Regions from separate parts of the Homo sapiens genome. Here region 1 is linked to region 2. A link is a loop called in an ENCODE intact Hi-C map of the cell type or tissue named here. Cell type or tissue: PC-9. All regions are shown on one strand. Each heading gives the region's core, and the rest is flanking DNA. Links, peaks and the distances in the headings are about the cores only. Region 1 overlaps ALDH1L1-AS2 (ALDH1L1 antisense RNA 2). Region 2 has its middle 36 kb from the start of LINC02614.

The links. Peaks named below come from ENCODE experiments on the same cell type or tissue, not always from the same donor. Only the 100,000 strongest peaks of a DNase experiment are listed, where the experiment ranks them.
Region 1: a loop joins it to region 2, with 8 times the contacts of the local background. A loop is called at or near these places in 6 of 110 quality-filtered maps.

What each region holds. Positions count from the first base shown.
Region 1 is chr3:126,193,680-126,202,379 of GRCh38, reverse strand. All of the region lies in intron 1 of ALDH1L1-AS2 (ALDH1L1 antisense RNA 2), which reads right to left. It also overlaps a transcript of ALDH1L1 not described here. Among named protein-coding and RNA genes, the nearest start is that of ALDH1L1, 17 kb to the right of the region's middle. RefSeq lists an enhancer at 3,993-4,042. In PC-9, for the core only: CTCF peaks have their summits at 3,793 and 3,994 (motif pointing right); DNase peaks (open chromatin) are centred at 3,969 and 4,309; H3K4me3 peaks cover 2,224 bases; H3K27ac peaks cover 1,857 bases.
Region 2 is chr3:125,917,564-125,926,263 of GRCh38, reverse strand. It overlaps the pseudogene FAM86JP. Among named protein-coding and RNA genes, the nearest start is that of LINC02614, 36 kb to the right of the region's middle. In PC-9, for the core only: CTCF peaks have their summits at 4,129 and 4,335 (motif pointing left); DNase peaks (open chromatin) are centred at 2,758 and 7,624; H3K27ac peaks cover 330 bases.

The sequences.
Region 1 (8,700 bases), core at 356-8,355, 280 kb before region 2:
CTGAGAATGTCTGCAATTGTCTGTGATTGAACGCTGTGATTGTCTGAGAGTGTCTCAGTTCAGTGGTCAGTCTATTCCCTACATGTCTAATAAATGAAAAAAGTTTCATACAGTAACTGGAAGTCAACTAGAATATATGCGACTTCACTTATTGTTCAATGTTGGGTTGATTCATGGGTGGATTTTCTAAACCTTTCATCTTTTATGGGTTGATTTTCTAAACCTTTTATCTTTTATGTTATTTTCCATTTATTCATCATTTTAATCTAATTTTTGGAAGGTGTTTCTAACTTTATATTTCAAACCTATTGAATGTCATTATTTCACTTATCTAATTATCTTCTTAGAATCTTTCTTGTTTTCAAATTATTTTTTTATTGAGACCAAAGAAGCTACATAAAATGTTACAAGCCTAAATTTGAACTGAAAGTTTCAATATCAATTTCATTTTGTTTTTGTTTTTAGAGACAGAATCTCACTCTGTCACCCAGGTTCAAACTCCTGGGCTCAAGCCGTACTCTTGCTTCAGCCTCCTAAGCAGCTAGGACTACAGCTGCATGCTGCCATGCCTGGCTAATATATTTTTTAAAAAATCTGTAGAGACTGTTTTGCCCAGGCTGGTCTTGAACCCCTGGCTTCAAGTGATTCTCCCACCTTGGCCTCCCAAAGTGTTAGGATTACAGGCGTGATGCTTGAATAGTAACAAGAGTTTTTGCAGGATAGTAACAGGCCTTCAGTTCTGTACACAAACAACAGTAATAGCAATTGCCTCAGGGAAGTCCAAAGAGGGTGAGTGGGTTGTTAACTTTTTCTCTATTCATTTTTGGATTGTTTCGTGTTTTATACCAAGCACATATTCCTTTTGTAGTTAATTTTAACCTTATAATAATTTCTGTTTACAGATCTTACATGTTGTGTTTAATGGGTTTTGGCAGTTTCACAACCTGCACAGCCACCATCTCGAACAAGCTAGAGGACATTTCATTGCACCAAGAAATATCCTGGGGTTGCTTTCCGGTCAACCCCACCCTCACCCAGTGACTGTGCTGACTTTTATTACCATACATTAGTTTTATCTGATCTCAAACATCCTGTAGAAAAGTCACACAGCATGTACTATTTTGAGTCTGGCTTCTGTCACTTAACATAATATTGCTGCATGTATTCCTTCCTTTTTATTAATAAATAATACTCTACTGTATAAAAGTATTAATTTTTTTATTCATTCTCCAATTGGTGGGCATTTGACTTGTGTTCAGGTCTTGACTATGGTGAATAGGCTGCTGTGAACATTCTACAAGTCTTTGTGTGGATGTATATCTTCATTTCTCTTGGGTAAAATACACAGAAGTGGAATGGCTGGGTCAAAGAGTGCATAGTTAATTTTTAATAACATAATTTGAAAAATAAAGCAAAAAGCTACAGCAATTACAAAAGGTGGTGGCCAGCCCAGGAATAAGCAAACACCAACTGCAGAGAATGGAGAATATAAGAATGTGTGTGCTTCCCATCTTCAGCCTCAAGCGGGCCCTCATGGCCACAGCCACCTCAGGAACCCTCCTTAGAACTCTTCAGTAACATTTGTAGGGGCCATTGATTTGAATCAGGCTCCTCTCCTGCATCCAGCAGACCAAGCCAATATGGAGTCACTCATGCTAAATGTCACTAATTTCCTTAAGAGTATACTAAGGCAACAAATAGCTGAGTTTGGTTAGTTAAGGCTTGAGCCTTATGTCATAGTAGGCAGTCAGCCGACCCAGTGAGATAAAACGCTGAGCTGTAGCCAACTTAGTTGTTCTTTTTGCTCCATGTTGGTTTTCTGTTCATAAATGCTGTCTGACCATGTGGCAGGCAGGAGTTCTCTGAACTTGTTCTAGTTCTAAGGGCTGCCCAGCTTGCAAGTTTTTTTCCCCTTAAATAAACCTGATAAATTTAAGCTTGCCTGAGGTTTTCCCTTTTCAACAGATCAGTGAATGTGAAGAAACTCAAAGAGGAGCATAGTGACCCCCAGGAGCAGGGGGTGGCAAAGCAAAGGCACCCACCAGGCCCATTGTGCCCACTGATCCCCTGGAACTGGGGATGGTGGATTGAGCCCTCTCGGATTCTGAGCTCCACTCATTCGGGTTCTGAGCTCTCTGAGCTTATTTGAGAAATTTGATCCAGACTGGGTTCAGAAATCTTCAAACTGGACTGGATCCTATAGAGGTTTCAGATGTCTGGCTGGGTCAAGAAGAAACTGAACTGGGTGTGGTAGGTAGGGTTCCTAGGAGATAGGGAATCATGGGTTCACTGGGATCCAAGGAGCTTAGAACTCCCCCATCTGGGACTCTAGTCAATTTCTTGTATATGAACTATGGACCCAGAATCAGGGCTTTTCTGGAGAAATGGGTGAGCCTTACCAAAAATAATTTAGAGTTACAGCAGCCACAGTGGGGAAGTTTGTTTGCTTGTTTGATGAGACAGAGTTTTACTCCTTTTACCCAGACTGGAGTGCAATGGTGCGATCTCGGCTCACTGCAACCTCTGCCTCCTGGGCTCAAGGGATTATTCTGTCTTAGCCTCCCAAGTAGCTGAGATTACAGGTGCACACCACCCCCCGCCCCCAGCTAATTTTTGTATTTTTTGTAGAGATGGGGTTTCACCCTGTTGCCCAGGCTTGTCTTGAACTCCTGGTCTCAAGTGATCCATCCCCCTCAGCCTCCCAAAGTGCTTGGATCACAAGGATGAGCCACTGTGCCTGGCTGAGAAGTTTTAATTTAGATAAAATTGTTTATTTTCAGGGAAAAATTAGAAATACAAAGAGAAAAAACCCACAAGAACAACGGAATGCATTTTTAATTGGTATGCAGAAACATGTAAAAGATTAAACAAAGAGTGTCTGACTTAAAGGTTTCTTCCCAGGAGACAAATAAAAAGCTTAATCAGCAAACTGAGGACCAGAGGAAGGAGGACTGCCGCTCATTGAATTGAATTAACTCTGACTGCTCCTTGCTGTCTTTGCCATTACTTCAATACCCTGAGTCCACTGATTGTTTTGCTCAAGTACCTTTCCATCTTGAGGAAAATGAAAAGGAGAGGTTGGACAACTGTCTTACAAAGTGAGACCCTCTGAACACCTAGGCCTGCCTGCTGTAACCACTTTTACTCCATGCTCTGAAGCTGAACTTAGAGCCTTCATAAGATACTTTCCTGATGCAAGAGAAAATCCTCAAATGTTTACCTAGGAATTTAGAATCCCCATAGGAGCTTATGATCCAGGAACTTCTGACTTTATCAATTTATTCACTTGATTTTGGGACTTGGTAAAGCTCAAAGGTGTATGAAAGCAGCAGAATAGAGAGAACCCGAGGGGATATTAAAGACCTTAAAAAACCTTCTTGCTACAACAAGCTGGAAGAACACTGAAAACCTTTTAAATTCAGTTCCTAAGTCTTCTCCACAAAAAAAGGATCCATCTGTCAGACAGTCTTGCAGGTGAAAAAAGGACGGACCCATTTCATATTGCAGAGCTGGTTTAGAAACACTATTTGTGAAACATTCTGCACTCAAAAGACAGCAAGGAGAATTTCCTGTAGGGACTAAAATGGCATTAACTGCTCTATTTATAAACAAACGTTGTCCCGAATTTAGCAGTTGCATTAAGAAGCATGAACTTGGATGGGGAATGACAGACATGGTTGAATTCGTGGCTTTAGCTGAGCATTTTCAAAGGACTCCAGAATAAGAAAAAGCACAAAAAGCTAATAAGCTTATGTCTTTTCAATTGCAACAATTACAGGGGCCAAAGCCAAAGGGACCATCTTCTCCTTGTTTTAAACCACAGCCTAAAGAACCTAGAGTAAGAAACCCTTCACCCCAAGATGTCTGCCTACATTGCAAACAGCCAGGTCCCTGGGAGAGAGGCTGCCTAGTCATCCAAGTCTACCAAGGAGCCTCCTCCTTTCAGCGGGGATGGTCTGCCCACTAGAGGGAGTCCATGAGATCACAATCAGCCTGGCTGCAGGAGGGACCCTCCAGCTAGCTGTTGCCTGTGATGCCTTTTGATAAATAATGAGAAACAGAGGCTAAGACAAGCAGGGAACGTGTACCATGCTGGTGAATATTGGGGCTACTTTATCTTTCACAAACCCCACTTTAATAAGCTGTTAAAGCAAACTAAATATGGCTTGAGAAGGACTCTGTACTTCTATGTTTGAGTCCTTGTGGATGAACTGCAACCTAACTTAATAGGTGGACAAGATTGAAAATCTAACTTAGGAGTATGCACCTGTAACAATCGCTGAGTCCTGGCCAATCCCAGCAGCCATACTTCAACCACCCATACACCACTCAGTGTTCAAACTGTGTTCAAATAAGGCAAACGCCGAGCTGTAACCAATCCAGCTGTTCTGTACCTCACTTCTGATTTCTGCAAGTCACTTCCTTTTTTTTTTTGTCTATAAATTTGTTCTGTCCACGAGGCAACCCTGGAGTCTCTCTGAATCTGCTGTGATTCTGAGGGCTGCCCAATTTGTGAATCGTTCATTGCTCAATTAAACTTTTTTAAATTTAATTTGGCTGAAGTTTTTCTTTTAACATGGTGTCAGAAGCGGGATCCAAAGTACAGCTTCTAGCGACCCCCAGGAGTACTGAGTGAACAAGCAAGGTAACTGCAGGACCTATTTGTGTCCATTGATCTCTCAGAATGGCTGGGGATCGTGGGTAAATTCTCTCTCGGATTTCGGAGCTCCATGGATTTGTGTTTTGAGCTCTCAGTTTCTTTGAGCAAATTTCTGATCCAAGCTGGGTTTGGAAGTCATGACAGAAACTGGACTGGGTCCAGGAATGGATTTGATCTGGGAATTAACTGGCTTGGATCCAGTTAGAGGACTCTTACATCTGACTGGGTCAGAAAGGAACTGGTCATAAATGGTAATATTGCAGGGGGTGTAAAATTTGGCTTTTAAAAATTTTCAGGGATTTTTGTATTCTACTCTTTTGTTTCATTTTTCTTGTGCGTTTAGGTGGGAAAAAAAATTCATTGGCTAAGTTAATCTAGGAAACCTGATAGTAAAGCCAATGTTTTAGGTAAAAATGGGATCCTTAATTTCTGGAAAACCAAGTTCCTTCTGGCTTATACATTAGGCCCGGGAGGCAGCAAAGTCTTACAGAAACAGCGAAACGTTACTAAAGATAACTTACAGTGGTACATTCCAAATAAACAACAAATACACTAGAGTGCATTAATTTTTTTTCTTTTGTGTTGCAGCAGGTCCCTGAAACAAACAAACAAACAAAAACTGGATTAGGTCTCCATCTTGTTTTATGTCATTGGTAGCTTGAACTTGTAACTTCGTGGTGGTACTTTCTCTTGGTCTCTGCCTTCCAGGGGATAGGAATTTTAGGGTTCATGTCACAGCAAACTCTAAAAATTATCTTGAGTAGTTGAAAGGCTTTGCAAGCTCAAAATTAACTACTCTAGACTCCTTCTGGGAAGGGCGATGGAGACTGCCCAGTATTGTAGCTCAGTAGCTAAGGTTTTGTCCTTTCACATTGGTGGCCTGGGTTTGATTCCAAGCTTAGAGAATGAGTACTTTCTGGTTAACACCTGTGTGACTTTTACCACTTCCTGATTTTCTTCCCATCCATGAACAACCTCTAGCTTCCCTTCTTAAATCTTCCTTTCTCTGAGCTACCTTTAAAAATTCCAGGTTTTGTAAAAACTGCTTACCACCTCTTTGAAAATACCTAGTACACTTGTGGTTAAGTCATATCCTTAGTTGAGCTTTGTTGGTTTCATCTGTAAGGTTACCATTGGTAAAGTTCAGAAGCCAGAAATATTGGCCATTTGGCCTGGCTAAAGTCAGGTAATAAGAAATTTAAAAGGAGTTTTTAGAAAGAGCACTATGGTTAAAATTCAGCTTAATTAAAAGCAGATATTCAAGCTCTAACAGCCTTGGGCTCTTTGGGAAAAATAAGAGGTGCCAGAGACCCCATTTTGGAAAAAAAAAAAAAAAAAAGCTGTTTTCTTCATGGAATCCCAGGCATTGGAAATGGATAGATCCCTCTCAAAATCTAAGGCTCTGTTCTTTAGACCAGACCAAATGGTATAAAAATGAGACCCTTAATTTTTGAAGGTCGGTTTTGCCTTCCAGCTGTGACTGCTTATTATATTAGGCCCTAGAAACTGCATGCTTTCCTGGCCCTGTCCTTCCAAGGACTCTACCCTAAACCCAGTAATCCAATTAAGAGACATAGAAACTACTGGGTCTTCTTTTTTTTATTTTTTATTATACTTTAAGTTCTAGGGTACATGTGCACAATGTGCAGGTTTGTTACATATGTATACATGTGCCATGTTGGTGTGCTGCACCCATTAACTCGTCATTTACATTAGGTATATCTCCTAATGCTTTCCCTCCCCTCTTCCCCCACCCCATGACAGGCCCCGGTGTGTGATGTTCCCCTTCCTGTGTCCAAGTGTTCTCATTGTTCGGTTCCCACCTATGAGTGAGAACGTGCGGTGTTTGGTTTTTTGTCCTTGCGATAGTTTGCTGAGAATGATGGTTTCCAGCTTCATCCATGTCCCTACAAAGGACATGAACTCATCCTTTTTTATGGCTGCATAGTATTCCATGGTGTATATGTGCCTCATTTTCTTAATTCAGTCTATCATTGATGGACATTTAGGTTGGTTCCAAGTCTTTGCTATTGTGAATAGTGCCACAATAAATATATGTGTGCATGTGCCTTTATAGCAGCATGATTTATAATCCTTTGGGTATATACCCAGTAATGGGATGGCTGGGTCAAATGGTATTTCTAGTTCTAGATCCTTGAGGAATTGCCACACTGTCTTCCACAATGGTTGAACTAGTTTACAGTCCCACCAACAGTGTAAAAGTGTTCGTATTTCTCCACATCCTCTCCAGCTCCTGTTGAGAAACTACTGGGTCTTCTTTTGTTCTGCCTGTGTAGTTATATATGTGTTGAGTGTGTAATGTTTATATAAGAGAGCTCTAATTAATTGGCCTAAAGAAAAATATGTGCTTAAATCAAATATTTTGTCAGGAAAGTAAAAACTGTAATGTCTTAGTTTATATAACTTTAGTAATCTTTGGGAAATAAAAACAGCTTTAAAGATTATTGGTAAAATAAAGATATTTGGTCTAATATAGACAGGTCAGATATTAGATTTGCTAAATGCTTTAAGGTTATAAACTGCTTTGACTTTTGAAATTGTTCAACTTACCTACTTTGGAGACATTAGATTCTAGATAAGGCCTGGGGACATGTGGAATTAGCCATGCATCTTGGCTATGCAAAGAAGGTTATACAGAAAAGAGATTTTATATAGGAAAGGATCTCGCATGGTAAATTTTTGTCCTAAAATAAAATAACTAGTTGTTTAAAAAGAGGGATGTTTAGGACAAGTCAGAAAGTCCAAGCATGTTGTAGATGGTCTGTGTACATTGTGAAAGGATTCATGAAAAGAAATTTATGCACCAAAAGTAAAAGTTGCTAAAAGTTACCATTGTAACATATAATTAAAACTACTAAAAAATAGTTTTACATGCAAGGTATGTGAGGAGAGTGAAATGTGTTTTTGGTAAAAGATTATAAGAAGGGATGGAAATGTAAATTTTTGCCTAGTTTAGAGGGCTAAAGGATTGTTTCAAATTAGATAAGAAAAAGCTAAGGGTCTGAACAAGTTGCGGAAGTTTTCTAAAAATTAATCTGGTAAAAATATTCTGTGTTTGAACATATTGACTAAATTTAAAGGGGTATTATTCAGTTTTTCCATAAATCGAACATTGAAATAAAAGCACAAATGGTTTTCTTGAAGCACTGATCTGCTCTTTTACAAAAATTGTAGAGGGTGATAAAAGGTTTATAAGAATCTCACCTCATGGTTAAACTGATTAAGCATAATACCAAGTGTTTTAAACCTTTAACATATTTGATAGGCTTTCCAAAATCAAATTTCAGCTTCAAAATAGTCTTTTCTGACCTTAACTTTGGGATGCTACAGAGAGCCGCTGAAGCATCCAAAAGAGAGGTAAACAGGATTATTTGATATGTTATTACATAGGAAGCCTTGTCAAAGAAATAATGTTTAACCTTCTTCAGATTACATTTAGTGAATGATACTAATGTATATTCTAAAATTGTATGGGATTTCTAAAATTCTAATATGTCTGAGTATATGCTATCAATCATAATTATGGTTATTATGTTAAGTTACTGTAGACCACAGAAATAACCAAATTACTATTTATATTGTGCCTTTGACTATTAGTATTTAAAGTCATTTCCACAGTTAATTGCTTAGTGCTGATGCAGTTTTTGAAAACTTCACAAGCACGTAAAATCCTAGAATATGGTGTCTTTTAGGAGACTCATGAAAGGATGAAATGGACCCTAAAAAGCACTCTGGAGTGCAGGTTTCTAATAACTTTAGAATCATTTGAATTGGGTAAGAATTCCTGGAACTTTAATGAAAAGACTGACTAGGTTATAAAATTGCTAACCTAAGTAGAACAAAAATTAATTAAATATCAAGAAAATACTTTGTCAGATTTTCACAGTAAATCAGCCAATACTGAAATTTTTTAGTTATACAATTTGAATGAAATGCATGGTCTACTTCAAATTGCCTATTATGACCCATCAGTTATCAGTGCTATGCACCTAATTTGGAAAAACAACTGGTATTCAAGA
Region 2 (8,700 bases), core at 249-8,248:
CCTTTTTGAGACAGGGTCTTGCTCTGTTGCCTAGGCTAGAGTGCAGTGGTGAGATCAGGGCTCACTGCAGCCTCCACCTCCTGGGCTCAAGCCATCCTCCCACCTCAGCCTCCCGAGTAGCTGGGACTACAGGTGTGCGCAACCATGCCCGGCTAGTTTCTGTATGTTTTGTGGAGATGGGGTCCCACTATATTGCCCAGGTTGGTCTTGAACTCCTGGTGTCAAGAAGTCCTCCTGCCTTAGCCTCCTAAACTGCTGGGATGACAGGCCTGAGCCCCGCGCCCGGCCAGCCTCCTGTGCGAGGTTGTGAGGGACTCTGTCATGGAACCTAGTGTGTCTTCGTGTGCTGGCTTGTTTGTTGGCTCTGTAGTTAACGGGCTGCCCCACGTGGACAGGCATTGGACCCGTGTCTGTGTGTGCAGGCAGAGGCTCCTGCGCGTGCATCTGTGCACATGGCTGCCAGGAGGGGCTGTGCTCAGGGGGAGCTGGGGCAAAGGCTGGTGGCAATGGGGGGCTTGGGTGTAGTGTGGAGGCACGAGAGCCAGGTGGCCGGGCTGCAGTCTGTGGGAGCTCGGGGGTTGCTTAGCCTCTGTGTGTCCTAGTGTCTTTGTCGGTGAGATGGGACAATGATAGCACACTCTCACAGGTGCTGGGGGCTGACAAATGTCAGGTCTGAGGACAGTGGCTGGCCCACTACGGGGTCAATTCCCCTTCTCTATAGTCACCCTGCTCGTCTTCCATCAACTGGGTGCTCAGGACAGTGGCATGGTGGATCCGCCCGTACAGCCTGTGTTCCAGCGTCCTGCAGGCCACAGCTGTGTCCAGCCCTGACCCCGACTGCCCCTCCCACCACCTCCATTTTATAGATGAGGAAACTGAGGCCCAAGGGCTTAGGGAACCCTGCTCTGAAGCACACAGTAGGGCTGCTGGGCTCAGATCCTCCCTCCCTGTGCTGAGCTGCCCTCCTCCTGCCACAAGCCCCCAGCCCCGAGCCCACCCTGCTCACCGGCCTCTGCCCTAGTTCCCCGCATGGTGTGGGAGTGTGGGGCATCCTAGCTTTTCCCCAGCCCCCAGTTCTTTCACTTCCACTGGAGTCCCGCAGGGACAGCTCGGGGACCATGCAGGCCCGGGTGGGCATGGGGGCTCACCTAGCTCGGTGGTGAACAGCTGGCATGTCTCTGGGTTGCGGACAGTAAAGGCCACATAGACCTCAGGAGCCCGCTGGTGCTCCCGGCAGGCAGCCAGCCTCAGCAGGACCCCGACCAGCAACACGATGGCTTCTGGGCAATACAGCACGTCTACGGTGAAAGTTTCAGGTTACTGAAAGGGACCAGCGGACAGTCCCAGGTCATGCTGACCTCAGCAGCAGGGCGAGCCAGAGAGGCAGTGGTCATATGAGACTATTAGATGCCATTTGACCATTTTGGCCATTAGATGGAAAGGCAATTACTTGGGTGAAAAAGGAGAACCCTTAGTAGAGAAAGCTGCAAAAGACCGAAGCAAAAGAAAAAAATCTCCAGACTCACTGGTGTTCCTTAAAAAACGAGCTCTGGTTCTCAGCCTATCTAGAGGGCTGTGAATGACACAAAGCCTGACCCTGCCATGAACTTCGTGTTTCAGGCGTCTGCCGATTTGTCTGCTGGCTTGCAGGGGTGGGCCTGTGTCCCTGGCCACCGCTGGACCTGTGGTTTTCAGGGCTGGGACCCAGGACAACAGGCACAGCTCTGTTCGACCAGAGAGGAGACTGAGTGTGCTGGCAGGGGCGAGGGGTTTTTGGCGGCCCAGCCAAACACCACCTTCTCTCAAGGGCCCTGTCCTCATCCCAGAAGTGGTTGTTTTCCTCCTGTGGTCTCTGAAAGACACAAGCATGGCTCTGGGACAGAGCCATGTGGTGACGACTGTAACGGGAGTATGCCTGTCTCCAACAAGAGGGCTGTGGCTTGAAGGTCACCTTAAGAGGCACCCCTGTCCTTTGATGTCACCCTGGAGGCCCAGAGTAACTCTTCTGGAAGTTCCATCATGTCCATGCCCGATAGCATCCATTGTTCCCTTTTCCCAGAGCCAAGAGCTGGGTAGAGCTGCAAGGACACCGCCTGCACAGGGTGCCCGGGGCTGGGCATTACCTGCTGCAATGACAACATCTGGCTGGATGGCAGAGAGCTGATGGACCATCGCGATGTCCCAGTCCAGCTGGGCCACTGTCACTCTGGGGCTAAGTTGGCAGTGATGTCTGCCTCTAATGAGAGGCCATTGAGAAGGACATTCCCTCGGAGCTGTTTGAGGACCCGGCTGTGACAGTCGCTGAAGATGTATGCCCGGGGGCGGCACATCTTGCAGATGGCCAGGGCTGTGAGGCCAGCACCACTGCCAAGCTCTAGGACAGTCCTGGCGGGAGGAAAGGGGACCATGTCTGCGACTGCACCAGGGTAAGCCTGCCTCGGTCCCCTGCCCTGCACCCCAAGGTCACCTATGAGTGAAGGCTGCCGGGTTCTCGATGGCCCATTCTGCAAGGTAGAGGGTAGCATCCCATGTGACCAGGCCTGTGATGCCTGGGAGATGATGGCTGTGCTCTAGGAGAGTGTGACTGAGCCTCCTGAGGGCTGCACCAAGAGAGGGCGAGAGAGTCATTCCAGCAATCAGAAGGCAAGTGGCTTAGAAGACAAGTAGCCATCCACCACATGGCTGAATAAACCATGACAGGACCAATCGCCACTCAGCAATGAGAAGCAGCTAACTGTTGACATGCCAACAGCTTGTACAGGCCTCAAGGGTGTCACGTGGCATGAAAGACACTCACCTCAGGCCACACAGGATTCCATTCATTGAACATTCCTGAGACAATGGAATTCTGGCGATGGAGCACAGGTCAGTGGTGGCCAGGGGCCAGGTGTGGCTATGAAGGGGTGGCTGCCTTGTGATGATTCAATATGCTATGTTTTTCCTTTGTGGTTTTCTGTATCTATGTTTTATCTTATTTTTTTTGAGCTCTGTTCCCCAGGCTGGAGTCAGTGGCACAATCTTGGCTCACTGCAACCTCTGCCTCCTGGGTTCAAGCAATTCTCCTGCCTCAGCCGCCCAAGTAGGTACGACTACAGACATGTGCCACCATGTCTGGCTAATTTTTCTACTTTTTTTTTAGACAGAGTTTCACTCTCTTTGCCCAGGCAGGAGTGCAATGGCGCGATCTTGGCTCACTACAACCTCCACCTCCCGGTTTCAAGAGGTTCTCCTGCCTCAGCCTCCCGAGTAGCTGGGATTACAGGCGCCCACTACCACACCCCGCTAATTTTTGTATTTTTAGTAAAGACAGAGTTTCACCATGTTGGCCAGGCTGGTCTCAAACTCCTGACCTCAGGTGATCCACCCGCCTCAGCCTCCCAAAGTGCTGGGATTACAGGCATGAGCCATCACGCCTGAACCTGCCAAGTATTCTTTGAGGACTGGGCACCAGGTCCTTGTGAAGCAGGTAGAGTGTGTCACCTATTGGACAAATGCCCAACGACCCCATGAGACATGCTGTTGTTGTTGCAGTGCTTGATTTACAGACAGGGAAACTGAGGCTAAAGAAGGTTGATGGACCTCATGTCTAAGACTGCAGAATGGGTGAGTCAGGATTTGAACCCACACCCACGTTTTCACTTTGTCTGTGCAGGAAGGGTATCTGGGCTGTGAGGGGGAGGAGGGTACCCTTCTCATACCAGCAAATAGCTCCAGTGGCCCTGAGTGGACTCCTTGGCCATCAGGGTCTCCACCAGCACCTCATACAGCTCGTCCAAAGGCTCCGTGTGGACAGCCTCGTGCTGGGGGCAGACAGAGTGAGAGCTTGTTTGCTTTCGTTCTAATCTGTAAAAATGGCCAGATGATTTTCACCAAGTTTGGAGGGGAGATTTGGGATGGAATGGTGTAATACCGGCCAGCTGGCATATAAAATATTCACTTCGTTGGGCGTGGTGGTGTGTGCCGAATAGTCCCAGCTACTCTAGAGGCTGACATGGGAGGACTGCTTGAGCCCAGGAGTTCGAGGACAGCCTGGGCAAGAGACCTTGTCTCTAAAAAAAAAATTCACTTGGTAGGGAAACCTGGATGGGAGGGCCTTCAATGAGAGGTGTTGAGAGGGTAGAGTTAGGTGTAGTTTAGGGCAGGAGACAAGGATTCCGTGAGAGCTGCCACATGACCATGACAGAGAGCAGGAAAACAAAAGGTGCTTTTAAGTGAGCCCAGGCAGAACTGTGAGGGCGGCCCATGCTGCAGGCTGTGGCTGTCAGCAGGCTGCTTCTCCAGGGCTGGCCCCATCCTAAAATTCACAGGGCAGCAGCAGGGTATACTGGGTGACTGCTGCCCTCTCCTGGTGGCACAGGGCAGACCTGCTGGTGACCACAGATGCACCCTTTTGGGGAGGACTAGGGAGAAAGCAGGTATTGGAGAAGCAGGGGATTGTTTATTTGCTAAAAGTGTGGCCCTTTCACTCAGCAGGTCTGCTACTGCCTACTGAGGAACGGCCTCTCGACATCCTTATGTCGAACCCTGCATGTTTGGGCCCATCTTTAAAATCCACCCTAGGCCAGGTGCGGTGGCTCATGCCTGTAATCCCAGCACAATGGGAGGCCGAGGCAGGCGGACCACCTGAGGTCAGGAGTTCGAGACCAGCCTGGCCAAAATGGTGAAACTCTGTCTCTACTAAAAATACAAAAATTAGCCAGGCATGGTGGCATGTGCCTGTAGTCCCAGCTTCTTAGGAGGCTAGGCACGACAGTTGCTTGAACCCAGGAGGCAGAGGTTTCAGGGAGCCGAGACTGTGCTACGGTAATCCAGCCTGGGCAACACAGTGAGACTGTCTCAAAAAAATAAAGAAGTAAAAAATAAAATCCATCCTGTATCAGTCAGGAAAGAGCTCATTCTAGCAGGATCAATGCAGAGAATTCACCAGAGGAACTAGTTCCAAAGGTATGGCAAGAGCTAAACCTTCCAAGAGGGGCCCATGGGGCAACCCAGAGACAGACAAGAGCAGGAAACTCCAAACCCTTCGGCGGGCAGGACAGAGGGTGTGGGTGAGGGTTCCAGTGCTGTGGGCTGGGCCAGCCTGGTAGGAATGAGAATCCATATGCTGGGAGCTGGGGCCCCAGAGAAGCAGCTGCTGCGGAAACCCCAGGAGGCAGAGTGAGGGAGAGACGCTGACCTCCCCTTCTTCCCGCCCTGCACTGTCTCCCATGGGTCACACGTGGCTGCAGCCAGTCGCCTGGGGAGGCCCCTGCCATGCTGGGGTTTGCAAAGCAGGCCCAGGGCCTGGGAAGGATGGGGGCTCTAGCACGCAGGTGGCTATGCTGTCTGGCTACTGGGCAGACACTGCCCATAACTGACCTTTTTGATGAGTTCTGAGAGAAAGCACCGGGCATACTTGACTGACGGCGGGTGCGTCACACACACAGGATGCTTCACAGTCTACAGCAAAGGACAGAACATTGGTTGCTCGAGAGCCCGTCTTAAGTCTCCTATGAGCTTCAAGCCAACACAACAGAGGGCAAACTCCAGGCTACCCCATCTCTCAGCAAAGATGTATGTAGATGGACACAGCATTCTGGCCCCATGCATCTGAAGTTTGTCTGAAGATATAACCCGTTTCCTAAAAATGCTTCCACTGCAGTGGCACAGGCTGTGGCAGCATTTCTAATGCCCATTCTGAGCGGGAACACAGGGCACGTGGGCCCAAACCACCTCCCTCCCAGGGGAGCCAGTGTGAACCAGGGCTTGCAGTAAGGACAGTCGCCAACTGTCTGGCTCTATGGAAGAGGCGGGAAGGCCCACTCGGCAACTGCTCTCTGGGAGTGTGTGTCCCTGGGGACAGGATGGAGGGGAGGGGACGCTCAGGGTGACACTCCAGCTAAAGCCAAGAGAAGCCAAGTGCAGGATGAGCAAGTTCCAGGCAGTGGCAACAGCTGGTGCAAGCTCTGAGGTGGCCACGGGCTGGCACTTGGAAAGGAGGGCAGAGGGACTGGTGCAGCAGGAGTGGGGACGGTGGGAAAACAGGAGCCTGGAGGGAGAGGGAGGAGACAGTCCGCAGTGCCTGCTGGCCGGGAGGGATGCAGATTCTGCCCAAGGGCAGCAAAGTACCCCACACAATACACAGGCTCTTCAGGCTGGTGCTGGTTTTTCATTTTTTCTGACACAGAGTCTCGCTCTGTTGCCCAGGCTGGAGTGCAGTGGCCTGATCAAGGCTCACCGCAGCCTCTGCCTCCTGGGTTCAAGCGATTCTCCTGCCTCAGCCTCCCAAGTAGCTGGGAATATAGGCGTGCACCACCACGCCCAGCTAATTTTTGTATTTTTAGTAGAGATGGGTTTTTGCCATGTTGGCTAGGCCGGTCTTGAAGTCCTGACCTCAGGTGATCCGTCCACCTCAGCTTCCCAAAGTCCTGGGATTACAGGTGTGAGCCAGTGCACCCAGCCTTGTGCTGGGTTTGAAAGCAGCTATCCCTACATTTCATGCTTCACCACCTACAAGAGTGAGGCTAAGGGTGCAACTCAGAGCAGGGTGCGAGATAACTTCAGGTATCTCCATGCTCGAAGCCCTGACCTACTGTATTGCCCCGAAAGTCTTCCCTGCTGTGGCTGCATCTTTTCCACATGGATAATCTTGGTTCACCTCTAGCACAGGAATTCTTCACTGGGGCTCCTAGGATGGGCTGGTTGGGTGGGGGTGGAGAATGTCTGCCTCCAGAGTTTGTATGGAAAATGTATTCTTCTGGTGCACTTCTTTCTGGGACGGAGTCTACTGCTTTGTCTTTTCAGAAGGGCTCATGGCCCTTCACAGGTGAAGACCCAGGATGCAGGGTGATCTGCACTTGGCCCTCAAGGCCAAGGTCAGGCTGTGGCTGGGCCTGGTGGTGATCCTGCCTCTCACCTGCATGCAGATGCTCTTGAGTCCAAACCCCACCCTGGGCAAAGTAAGGGCCCATTTAGGTCTAGAAGAGACAGGAGTGGGCAGGACAGGCCTCATGAATGCAAAAAAGAAAGTCTCTGAGCATCTACCAAATGCTAGAAGCTGTTTTGCACCTGTCATCTCTGTTTTTGCTGTGGATGGTTTAAAAAACTTTCCTTAGATTTCCCCCTCTCATGCAGATTTTTGTATATTCTGATGTCTTTGTCTAAGTCTTAGATAGAAAATGAAAGAGCTGGAGCTGTCAGAGGTGCCAACACCCACCTGCAGTGCTGACTCAATGTTCAATGTTCTTTGAACAGGGGTGTTTTTAAAGGGTACAAGCACACCTGTGGTTCTTCTCTCAGGTCTTCCGGAGAGATTCAGGAGACAGGGTCATGAGTCCCAGGGACTCTGGGATTCTTACCTTCTGCAAAATATCCCGCAGAAGCTCAGAATCTGATGAGTCTGTTAATTTTGCTTCTAAGCTCTGTGTGGACGGGAGAGAGAGAAATCTCAAGGGCGCATTCACAGGAACATTAAACACGCAATAGAATGTGTTGGCAAAGCGCTGTGTGATCTCTCCCTGGGGACGTGGAGCCAGTTGGAAGTGGAAGCCACAGCAGCTGAAAGCCTGACCTTCAGATGTCACAGGGTGCACCTGGATGAGTCACAGGAAGAAGGCTAGAAGACTGACTCTTGGCCACATTAGTCCTGGCTACTTAGCGGCCACCTGGGTCATGGGCCAGCTCCCTGGTTGCACTGGTCAGCCAGGAATTAACAGGGCAGCCATGGCACCAAGGTTTGATGGGCTTGCCATCTGAGTTTAAGTGGAAATGCAGAATGTGCCCATACCAGCCTGGGTTACATTGTCCTCTCACAGGGGCCTCAAGCCCAGCAGCAAACTTTGGCTCCCGAGTTAGGCAGACTGTCTCAGCTGGTATGTGACACAGGGCAAGGCACTTCATTGCTTCAGAGCTCCTTCCATGCTGTAAAAGGCCTTACAAGACCTGGTCCTAATCCCTCTCTCTGGCCTGTTCTCCCTCACCCCTGGCCCACACTGCTCACTCCACTCCAGCCACACTGGCTGCCTTGCTGTTGTTCCTCAACCACAGCTGGCTTGTTTCCACCACAGGGCCTTTGCATATCCTGTTCCCCAAGCCCTTCCCATGGCTGGCTGCTTCACCACTCAGGCCCCAGTTCAAAAGCCACCTCTTTGGGGAAGGCTTCCCTGATTCCCCGACTTTGGTGACTTTTCTCCCCAGTTGCTCCATTCACCATTTCCCTGTTTTATTGGCTTTAAAGCCACTCTCATCTGGTCTTTTCTTGTTTATTTATTTATTTGTTTATTCTCTGGCTCTCCCATGCAAGCAGAGCCTCATCTGTCATGGGTACTGCTGATCCATGGTGCCTGGCTCACGGAAGGCATTTATTAAACATTTTGAGACTGAATAAAAACACTAGCTAACACCGACATGCATTTACCATGAGCCAGGCACTGATCCACAGGCTTTTGTACTCAACCCTGACAACAACCCTAAGAGGTAGGTATCATTATATCCCCCATTTTATTAATAAGAAAACAACAGCACAGAGAGATGTAGTCACTTGCCCAAGGTCACACAGGGCCAGGGGTTGGGACAGGATTTGAAGCAGGCAGGCTGTCTCCTGGGTCTGAACTCTCAACTACTGCACCCTAATCAAACAATCCCTCTGGTCAAATGTGAGTGATAATAATAGTACCCACCTCATGGGTGTTGAGGGTGAGCCCAAGTTAGCATTCAGCGTGG